2 separate regions of the Homo sapiens genome follow, and region 1 is linked to region 2. Evidence: chromatin loops called from intact Hi-C (ENCODE). Cell type or tissue: ascending aorta. All regions are shown on one strand. Links, peaks and the distances in the headings refer to the core of each region. The heading gives the core; the rest is flanking DNA.

Evidence for each region. A loop is a pair of places that touch in the nucleus more often than their neighbours do. Peaks named below come from ENCODE experiments on the same cell type or tissue, not always from the same donor. Only the 100,000 strongest peaks of a DNase experiment are listed, where the experiment ranks them.
Region 1: a loop joins it to region 2, with 3 times the contacts of the local background. A loop is called at or near these places in 2 of 110 quality-filtered maps.

Annotation. Positions count from the first base shown.
Region 1 is chr19:22,620,893-22,626,267 of GRCh38, reverse strand. It overlaps LINC01785 (long intergenic non-protein coding RNA 1785), which reads left to right and starts at 2,297. Exons shown (of 2, transcript NR_135233.1): 1 at 2,297-2,411. In ascending aorta, for the core only: a CTCF peak has its summit at 3,017; a DNase peak (open chromatin) is centred at 3,017; H3K4me3 peaks cover 1,361 bases; H3K27ac peaks cover 1,013 bases.
Region 2 is chr19:22,530,386-22,535,760 of GRCh38, reverse strand. LINC01233 (long intergenic non-protein coding RNA 1233) reads right to left here and starts at 3,135. Exons shown (of 2, transcript NR_110664.1): 1 at 2,847-3,135; 2 at 2,267-2,545. It overlaps LOC105376917 (a long non-coding RNA gene), which reads left to right and starts at 3,276. Exons shown (of 2, transcript NR_160728.1): 1 at 3,276-3,422. In ascending aorta, for the core only: a CTCF peak has its summit at 3,260; DNase peaks (open chromatin) are centred at 2,660 and 3,190; H3K4me3 peaks cover 2,928 bases; H3K27ac peaks cover 2,468 bases.

The sequences.
Region 1 (5,375 bases), core at 96-5,095, 91 kb before region 2:
GTGTGGAGTGGGGACTGTCAGAAGTTTTCACCTTATGCAAAGGACGCAATGACACACCTAGTCCTGACTGGTTTTTCACACGTTATGTAAATGAACCACCTCTCCCGACCAGCTTGTTTATAAAATCCCTTGGGCTTTTCACTTTAAAACTGCAACTCTTTTTCCTGGGGGTCCTCTCTGTGCCAGAAAGCTTTCTGCCTTTCACTTATTAAATTCTTCTCTAACCTCACCTTTGGAGTGTCTGCACCCTTGATTTCATTGGCTGTGAGACCAAGAACTTCGTGTAACACCCCAGATAATGAGGCCGATTTAATTGCCTTCTGAATGGTGGCCCACCAGTGACCCTCCCAGCCAAAGCACACATGGGGCAGAAACACCAATCACCTGCCTGGGAAGGCCAGGTGGGCAGGAACAAGCAGGGACTTGGTAAGAAAACCAGAATGTGTGTTCAAGGGCAGGGGCCGAGGGTTCAGCTGAGTTGGAAAATTCAGATTCTCTTTCAGGATGTGCTCCTCTCCTCGGATCTGCTTATCTCCTGCAATCTGAGACACAATGCAGAGCAATTCCCAGGCCAGCCATGATTGGAGCCTCCACCACTATATGGTGAGGTGCAGAGAAAGGCCCTGTGCTAGGCCAAGAGCCTATCCTTGACCAGTTCACCCTCCCTGTCCACTAGGTGCAGGCAGAGGCCAGGGACCCTAACTTCAGACAGAGGTAGGCAGCAGGGTCACCGCCTCCGGCAATCCCATCCCGGGGATTACAGGGTCCCTGGGGAGACCTAGCAGTGGCTGGGTTGAGAGATTCAGGCAGGGGGATCCCAGGCGAAAAAGTAAGGGACTGGGCATGTGTGGGGACTAAGAGAGAAGTGTGTGGCTGTCCCTGGAGAAGTGACAGCAAGGCACAGACAAGCTGAGTACCCAGATGCCACACCCAACTGTCAGGTACACAAGCCCCAGAATCCCCTAAGCAGCCCCAGGAAGGGTTTTATTTAATCAAGAAAAAAGGAGTCCCACCTCCACTCACACAGGCACTGGTCCTTACATACATTAGAGAACAGAACTCTTGCTCTGCCCAAGGCCAGGGAAAGAGGGCAATGTCTCTCTATCCCGTGGGTCACAGACCTTGTCCTGCCAGAACACCCACCCCACCCTCAGCCCCAGAAAGGTACAGACGACAACCAGGGTGCACATGCCAACCACTGGCACAACCCAAAAGGGGCTGAGTCCTGTAGGGACCTTGGTCCTGGGGAGTGTTTCCCAGTCACAGAGTCTTTCTGATTTTTTCACTCACTAGCTTTGTGCCTCAGTTTCCCCCTCTATGGCAAAAAGTTAAATTCCATCCTGCAGGCTAGGGGACCCTGATAGGTCACCACAGCCCATTAAATGACTGCAGCATGTGAAAGTGGGGGTGGGGGGGAGATCTCCCTGCCCTGGGTCTTTTGCCCCAGGACTGATGTTTATCAGGCCAAGGCCAGGCCAGCCTGTTGAGGAGGCCAATATGCCCCGCCTGGGGAAACTTGCTCCCAATTCCAGGTCACTACGGTTAAGGACCCCCAATGCATTAGGGCAGGAAAAGGGGTGGAATGGGGATGAAGCAACGCTTATCATAAGGGCCTTGGGTTAACCCTAGAGAAAAACAATCAAATTCAGACTCCTGTCTGAAGCTGACCACTCAAAGAGATTTCGATTTTGGGGTAAGAAACGGTCCTTGGGTCAGAAAACAAGATCTTCTGATTCTGGACTCTACAGCTGTCTTGGGTAAGGGAATTTTGCCAGCTCTGTGCTTTCATTGAGCCTAAAGGGAGGGGGCACCTGGAAGGGACTCTGAAGCCAAGGGTGAGAGTCCTGACTTCCTGCCTCCCCAACTCACTTTCCAAGAGTAGACATTGGGCAGCAAAGTTTCTTAACAAAGTCAGAAAAAATAATATCCAGACCAGGCAGGCTAATAAATTTTACCAGGATTATCCGGCCTAATCACCGAAACAGCCCTGCCATATTTCTCCTCTGGGACAGGTAAGGAAACTGAGGTTGGAGGAGGACACCGGGAGCCTGGTCAGGCCGCTGGCAGCCTGGAGACCCAGAGGTCCAGGCATTCACCGCCCTCCACACCACCGCCCCTCCCTCCCAGGCCCAGGAGTCTTCATTCCCAGCATATTCACCTGTCAATAACTCAGGCCCCCCGCAATCGTCAGGTGATGGCCTCCCTGTGTGTGGCTGCCAGGCTAGGGATGGGGGTGTCTGTGCTTCCCTCGCCCAAGCTGAGAGTGGCCTGTTCCCAGGGGGCGGGCTTCCTCTTTGGTTGGCAGCCTGGAGTCTGGAGTGCAGGTGCCGGGCAGGCAGCACTGGGAGCGCTCGGCGACTTGGCTGGAGGCCGAAGGTGCCGCCCCTCGGGGACCAGAGCGTCTTTGCAAGGTGGGCTCAGCGCACACTCCCCTCTCGTTCTGTGGCCCCGGGGCCCCTCCTAGAAGATCCTCCTCATCTCGGGTGACATTGACCGCCAGCAGCCCCACGCCAGCTCCCTCTGCCTGGCGTTGGGTGCGCACCTCTAGGGGCAGACGGATCCCTTAGCCCAGCGGGCTTGACAGCAGAGTGGTGGCAGTGGGGGCTCCAGAGAGTGTCACCGCGTTATGCTGGCCACCGCCGGGCAGGGGCTGGGCTTAGCTGGCACCCTCACATCCGCCCTCCAGATTCCAGCCTCTGACTTTGGCGAATCTAGCCAGGACCTGGGGTCTGGGGCCTGGACTGTGGACGCCCCTGGGCTGGGCTCCCCGCGGGGGCCTCGCACTTGGGTGGGGACCCTAGCGCTCCAGGCGCCACACACACCAGTGCGCCCGCTCTGGCTGTGAATTTCGGAGAGGGGCGGCAGCAGATCCCGGGGACTGGCCCGGTGGGGACGATCACCCGCCAGCGCCTCTTCCCACCCAGGCGCCCTTTCCAGTCCCCGCGTCGCCTGCAGGGCCGCCCCTCCACCGCCCGCTGGTCCCTCCCCACCAGCCTCTCTACCGCCCCGTGCGGCTCCGTGGCCAGGGCTCCAAGGCGAGGCCGCCCACGACCGCAACTGGCAGGGAGAGCAGGGGCAAATTTCCCAGAGCGGGAAGCCTGCCCCAGCCCGCCCCACGGCAGAGCTGGCTCCGAATCCGAGCCCCCGACACCCCAGCCCCGCCCGCCCCGCCCGCACCCTGTGTGGCTCGCAGCCCGCCCGCCCCGCAACCGCTCCGTCCTTCCGGCTGGGAGCCCAGGCAGGGCGGGCGCGGTCCAGACCACCGCGCGGAGCCAGAACACAAACCCCAACCCCAGACCGCAGGGGCCCTGCCCTCCAGGCACCGGGACAGGCCGTCCTGGCTTGGCTGGGAACTGGGGTGTGTACCTGTGGGGAACAACTGGTCAAAAGCGGTTTTTTCATTTCCCAAAGGTAAAGGCTCCTTCGTAATTTTTTTTCTTATTTACTTAAAATGGATAGAATCTAATTAGATTTACCCATAATTCTGTCAGTAAATTTGAGCATACTTTTATTAATTTTTCTCAGTTTAACTAGTTCGTTTCTTTTTTTTCTTTTTTCTTTTTTTTTTTTTTTTTTTTTGAGGCGGAGTATCGCCCTGTCGCACAGGTTGGAGTGCAATGGTGCGATCTCAGCCCACTGTAACCTCCGCCTCCCGGGTTCAAGAGATTCTCCCGCCTCAGTCTCCTGAGTAGCTGGGATTACAGGTATGTGCCACCACGCCCGGCTAATTTTTTTTTTATCTTTAGTAGAGACAGGGTTTCACCATGTTGGCCAGGCTGATCTCAAACTCCTGACCTCGTGATCCACCCCCCTCGGCCTCCCAAAGTGCTGGGATTACAGGCGTGAGCCACCACACCTGGCCTTATTTGTTTCTATGTTAAGAATTTAAAATTCTACCTGAAATTAGTAGTGTGAATTCAAAAGTATCTGAGACAGGTCTCAATTTAGAAAGTTTATTTTGCCAAAGTTGAGGACACACCTGTGACACAGCCTCAGGAGGTCCTGACAACACGTGACCAAGGAGGTTGGGGGCACAGCTTGGTCTTATACTAGAACAGGAATTAAAAGAAATTAAAGAATGTGTCAGCAAAAACTCAGTTGTATGTTAGAAAACCCAATTCCCCCTGAGGAAGAGAAAGAGGTGGACTCCTTTAAAAATCAACTGTCTGTTTTTCAGTCTGTGGCTAGTGAGCCTTATCTCTCCCTTTCCCAGGCATTGTGAAGACCCTGTTTCTCTAGCTGTGCAGCTGCAAGGTCACTAGACAGATAAACTCAAGTCGTAAAACATGTTTTTCCTTGAAAAGTAAGAAATGATGTAATGCATGTCTCAATTAAAGAACTGTTTTTGTTTCTCGCTTCTGTAATATGCTTCCCTCTGCACAGATCTCCCCCTGCCCCACAAAATGCTTAAAAGGTAACCTGACTCTTTGTTTGGGGCTCAGTCTTTTTTGGATGTTAATCTGACTGGGCCAGTTCACCTAAATAATAATAATAATAATAATAAATCCTCCTCAACCCCTCGGTCTCTCTGATTCCTAAATTATCCCATTGTATGAGGGCAGGGCTAGGTCTGATTCATCTCCAAAGTGTAGGTGTAGAGCAGAACCTGGGGCAGAGAGGGAACCAGCACACCCTGTTTCAACTAAGTGCCGGGTCAGCAGACATTGGGTAGGCCGTAGGGCTTGTCCACTTGAGCTTTCCAGGCAAAAAAAGTCAGAACTGGGGATTCCTAGTGCTTGGTTTGGCATGGCTCAGTATTAGAGGCTGAAGAACCCTTGGCAGAACTGCCAGCCCCATCCAGCTGTGGCAGCGCTACCCTATAACATAGCAGGAGGCTACATTGGCAAGCTTTACTCACCATAGGTTGTAAGAACAGCTTGATGCCCATAGGGTGCTAATGATGCTGGGTTCATCTATGACTCCAGTGTTCTGGACATTCTGAGCTGCTCATCTGGTTCCACTAGACCCCCAGGCCCTCTCCCAACTAGGCAGCTTGAGGTCTAAGGAAATGCCATATACCTTGGGTATGGGGCATGGAATCTTACCTCTTCAGCCATTCTGGTGCCCCCCAACCCTGCCGTCTTAGCCCTCAAGAGCCCACAACTACAGCAGGAGAGCTGAGGGGTGGAAAGCACAGAAACAGCATGATGTAACCCCAGAGAGTGGCCAGAATCTGAATGGCTTGGGCTGACAGGACTGGCCCTAAATGGAGATGGAAAGAGGGATGACAAGAAGAGGCAGCAGGGGACTGAAGTCCTGGCAGAAGCTAGGGACTCATAGTGGTATCATCCACTGCATTTGAAAATCCATGAGTAGCCATGGTCAAGGGGAACCAGACCCAGGCAAGTAGAAAGCCTGCAAATGGATTCCTGGAG
Region 2 (5,375 bases), core at 307-5,306:
AAATGCAGATCCCAATACATGTAGCACTTGTCTTCAAGGAGCTTTCAGTATAATGAAAAAATATGAACAACATACAAGAGATGGCAGAAAGTGACATTAAGTCCTTTGATATGGGATGTGCAGGGATTACGGTCATACAAACAGGAGGAATATTCACCTAGGTAGGGAGGAGTTATTTGGGGAAGGTTTCCTATTTAAGCTGATGTTTGAAAGATGTGTAGGAACTAAGTATACAAAAGGAGGTGAGGAGGGGAATGAGTGTTATGAGCAGACACATCAACACTGTTAACAACAACCAGTATTTTGGGGGCATATCCTAAATGAAAGGTACTATGCTAAGAATTTCACATGAGTAGTTGTAATCTCATTTGATCTTTACAGTGACCCTATGACTTGAGTGTTATTGTTCCAAATTTAGGAATGAGGATGAGGAAACTGGGACACACAGAATTTGGAAACCTGCCTCAGGTTACACAGGTAGAGCCAGGATTTGAAAAGTGTTGCTCTGTGAGTGGCTGGTTTCAGGAGGGAAGTTCAGAATAGCTGAAGTGCATGATGTGGATGAATGGAGGTTGTTAGAGGAGGGAAAAGGGGAAATGATGAGATATGATGTTGGAAAGGAAGGATGTAGAAGTCAGATTCCAAAGGGCCTTGCAAGCCTCATAAGGGAGAAACTTAAATATCACTTAAATGGTAGCCATCCTATCCGCACTTTAAATTCCTGCTTCAAAAGTATTTCTGGAGCTCCTTCATCCTACTTGATGTAGTGAAGAATATAGTCCTGGCTCAGCTGCTATGACTTAAACATGACAGACTGTATTCCAGTACAAACTGATTTTTGTTGAGGAGTTTTTACACCCTAGAGTAAAATAATCAGAAACAAACTTCCTTATATGAACTTATATCTTCCTGACAAACAGCATTCATTGACTATAGTTCTTTTTGCTGAAGTATATTTCTTTTATTTTAATCTTTGCATTAGATAGGACACAATGGACTGTCCTATTTTGTGGTAAGGGTAACTTGCAAATAATCTGTTATAAAAAATAAAGTGTTGCACTTTGTGAATGTTTTAATATAATTTAAAAAGTAAACTCAGATTTAAAATTTTCCTTATATATAACCATTATATTAGAATTCTCTTTTGAGTGGAAGAGGAAGAAGCGTTATTTTTAATACACATACTATTGGCTACGGAGGTGTTTCATGCATGACAATGACATTTGTCAAGTATATCAAGACAAATGATCAATGGACAAAAAGTGTGGCGCTCTGGGAGGGTGGGGGGGATCCATTTAAATAAGGAATGAGCTAGTGGTTACAGGAGGCTACATTCTTTTTTTGTTGTTTTTTTGATGAAGTCTCGCTCTTTCACCCATGCTGGAGTGCAGTGGTGCGATCTCAACTCGCTGCAGCCTACCAGGAGGCTACATTCTTAACCCTAGCAAATCACCTTATACTCAAAGAGCCAGGAAAAAGAGTATATGTACTAGGGGTTCTCCAAAGAAACAGTACTAATAGAGGAGAGAGAGAGAGAGATAATAAATAGATAGATGATATATAGATAGATAGGTGATAGATAGATGATCAATATATGATAGATGACAGATAGATGATAGATAATAGATGATTGATACACGATAGATGATAGATTATCAATATATGATAGATGATAAATAGATGAATGATAGATGATCGACAGATGAATAATAGATGATAGATGAATATGATAGATGATAGATGAATTATCGATATATGATAGATGATAGGTGATAGATGAATGATAGATGATAGATGAATGATAGATGACAGATAGATGAATGATCAATACATGATAGATGATAGATGAATGATCGATATATGATACATAGATGATAAATAGATGGATTATAGACAGATGAATGATAGATGATAGATGAATTATCGTTATATGATAGATAACAGATGACAGATAGATGATAGATAGATGAAAGATAGATGGATGAGATGAGATGATTTATGATGGGAATTAATGCATGGGATTATGGAGGTTCTTCTGAAATAAAATGGAAGTTTTGTCTTTGTGTCTGCTTGAGTACCTGCTCAGGAACCCTGACCGTAGTTCTAAGAATGCAACAAATTCTAATTTTTGGATTGCTAATTCAGGATTAAAGAGAATCCTGTACATTCCCACTTTATTATCAACCACCTTGAATGTGGAAAAAGGGACCTGTGAAATTATAGTTGAAGTGAGGGGTAAATATGGAGAAAAAGAAGGGAGCTTACCTGTATTCACTAGACTTTTATTTAGTTCCAGGGCTTATGAAGGGGCCCAAGAGAGTCAAAGCAGCTTTCTACAAATTCAGCTGTCACATTAATTTTCTCACACACTAGAGTTGCCACTTAAAAATATTAAAATAAAAAAACCAGTGTTGACCATCTAACAGGATTAGTTGACTCAGCTACTAAGTTACTAATTTGCTTCATTTTTGGAAGACATCCAGCATCTGAGAATTGGACTTTTCCTAGAAGTTCACTTGGTACCTTCGGATAAGTCCTGGTTCATCTGCAGAGGATCCGAGGGGAAAGCCTGATGGGACCCACGGCCGCTCTGAGAGGAAAGGGGTGCTGTTGGGTGCGGGAGGAGGAGCTGGGAAGCAGGAGAGCCCGGGACTGGATCCAGCTGGAAAGGGGGGCAAATGTGCTCCCGGAATCAGGGTAGGGACCCTCTAGGAATGGGGCGTTCCGAGAGGTAGGCGTCTGGAACATTGATTAGGGGTCCTTGGAGGTGATTTCTGGGAAGGGAAGGTCTGGGGCAGGGCTGTGAGGAGTCAGGAAAGAAACTGTGGAGTCCGTTCCTCACCCACCTCCTGAGCCCTAGGTTCCGAGGCTCCCAGGTCAGGGGGTTCAGTGGCGCAGGAGGGTCCAGGGCAGGAGTCGGTGAGTTGCCTCTCAGGTCCGCCTGTAAAGGAACTCTGACCCAGAGCGTGAGGGGGACCCAGGAAGCCGCTGCGCCCACCCAGGGAAAGCCCGCCCCACCCCATTGTCCCTGGATCCGGCGGCCCCGCCGCTTCCGTCCCTCTGGAGCGGGCGGCCCCGCCCCTCTTCCCAGAGTGGGCGGGGCAGCAATTGCCTGCTCAGCTTTCCTTGTGACGCCTCACACCCACCTGGACGCGCTGCTGCCTGGCCTCGCCTCCTTTCTCTGTCATCTTTCTCATCGACCAATGGACTTGGAGGATGGCGGCCACGCCCCCTATTCTGCGCTGTAGTAGGCCCTGGTTACGCCTCCTCTGGTCAGTCGCACAGTTGCGCGGTGGCCGACAGGAATTGTTCCCCAGTGGTAAGCCGCAATCTAGCTGACGTGGCCCCAACCCCACATTCCTTCCTGCCCTGCAATGTCTGAAGAAACCCTACAGAGCAAATTGGCGGCTGCAAAGAAAAAGGTACTATCGCCAGGTGATGGCCTCCCCCACCCAGCCCCAGAATCCCTCTGATGGCAGGACTGCGGCCAGAGCTCATGCCACTCCCGAGGCTTACTGGGCTGGGCCCCCAAGTGCCACTGGGCTCCCCCCATCAAAGTCTTGTCAGTCAGCCCCTCCCCTTAACAGCCCAGACCCTGCCTGGAGTGAGATTTGCTTATTTACCATGAAAGAGATCTTGGGAAACTGAACTTGACAGCTTGAATCTTCCTCATGTCTCAATCTGGGGGACTTTGAGTGTCACAGGGTAATATGGGGCATCTTTCTGAAGCATCAGTTTCCCTTGATTCTCTTCAGAGAGAAAAAACATTAATGGATTTAGGGATGACCGTCTCATAGATTTCTAAGAGTATACCAGACCTCTCTGAAATGAGGCTTGGGCTGTCCTCTTTCTGTTCAATTCCTAGATGTAACAGAAAGGCTGCCTTCTGCCGTGAGGACGCATGGGAAAAGAGTAACAGTAAAGAATCTGGTTTTTTGTGTGTGTGTTTTTTTGTTTGTTTGTTTGTTTTTGTTTTTTTAACCTTGCTCTGGAAGGGATGGGGTGTTTGGAGCCCATTCCTTTGGCCTTGGCTATTTGGACAGCGTTATTTTATAACTGTCCTTGAAATGAGCTTGCTAGGTGGAGGAAAACTTGTTCTTTTCTTTGTTTTTTTTAAACCCCTGCCTTGCCACATTCTGGGCCTTAGCTTTTACTTTTCTTGGAGTGAATACATGTAGTACTTATTATTATTTTTAAATTTTTGCCTCAGTTTCCCCCGTTTGATGATTTTTATGAAAGAAGTTTAATAGAAAGCATTACTATTACTTAGTTTTGCCTGAAGAGACAAGTTTTGTTTTTTTTTAACACAAAGGTTGATATTTACGCAGAGCTATTAGCTGAGTGTTGATTTTTCTAGCTACTATTGCCTCTATAGTTGATTGAATACTTCTAACAATGAGAGGTAACAGACAAGGGAGTATTAGGAAACTTTTTAGTGTGGCTAAAACCACTCCTATTAAAGTTTTGAACCCTCCAAAAAATGAAAACTAGCCTCCAAAGAGAGAATCTGGAGACTACTCTTTCCAAGTTTGAACTGGAACGTGGGCTAATTTTTTTATTTTTGTAGTTATTTTTATAATTGCTTTTTTATTATTTTTGATTTTCAGGCAACAATTAGTTAGATTGAATTTTTTACATACTCCTCCTTCGTGGGCTAGGGGGCAGACTAAAGTTAATCTGTTCTGATGGCGTTTTTTATTTTTGTGGTTTGCTGGGTTAGTAAACTTAATGCATTTGCTGTCTTATTAGTGATGATTTTAAGTACTGCCTGCAACCTTATGATGTGGTTAAGCATGTAAATAGGACTGCGGTATGCCTATGACTTATTTTGTGTCCAGGTAGCTGGCCTATAGTATTGAATTTTTTTTTTAGGGTGCCAATTTGTGCCTTTTTAATTTTTAATTTTTATATTTCTTCTTATATCTGTATTTTTTCAACTTTATTATAGATAAGATACCCTAAAGTTTCTCTCTGTTGCAGTGGGAGTAGGAAGAAAGACAGTCTAATTGTTCCAAGCACACAGGCCCCTGTTCATTTAGCTAGCAACTGTTGATATGCCCATGGCCCACAGATCTAATAAAGACCAGGGGATGCTTGCCAAGTATTTGGAGCTTCCAAATACTTGCAAATACTTCCAAATACTTGCTAAGTATTTGGATATTAAGTGTGGTTTAGAGAAGAGAAGCGGGAGAATGGGTCTGGATGGGGTGTTTTGTAGTTATCTCTGCCCTGCTACAAAGTTTTGTTTAATGTTTTATTATAATATTGCTGTTTTAAGCAGGTTAGTTCTCCTACTGGGTCTGTAAAAACTTTTCCCCAATGAGCAATACAGTATCTTTTAATAATAGAAGTTTTTAAGAGCCAGACGCTTGAAC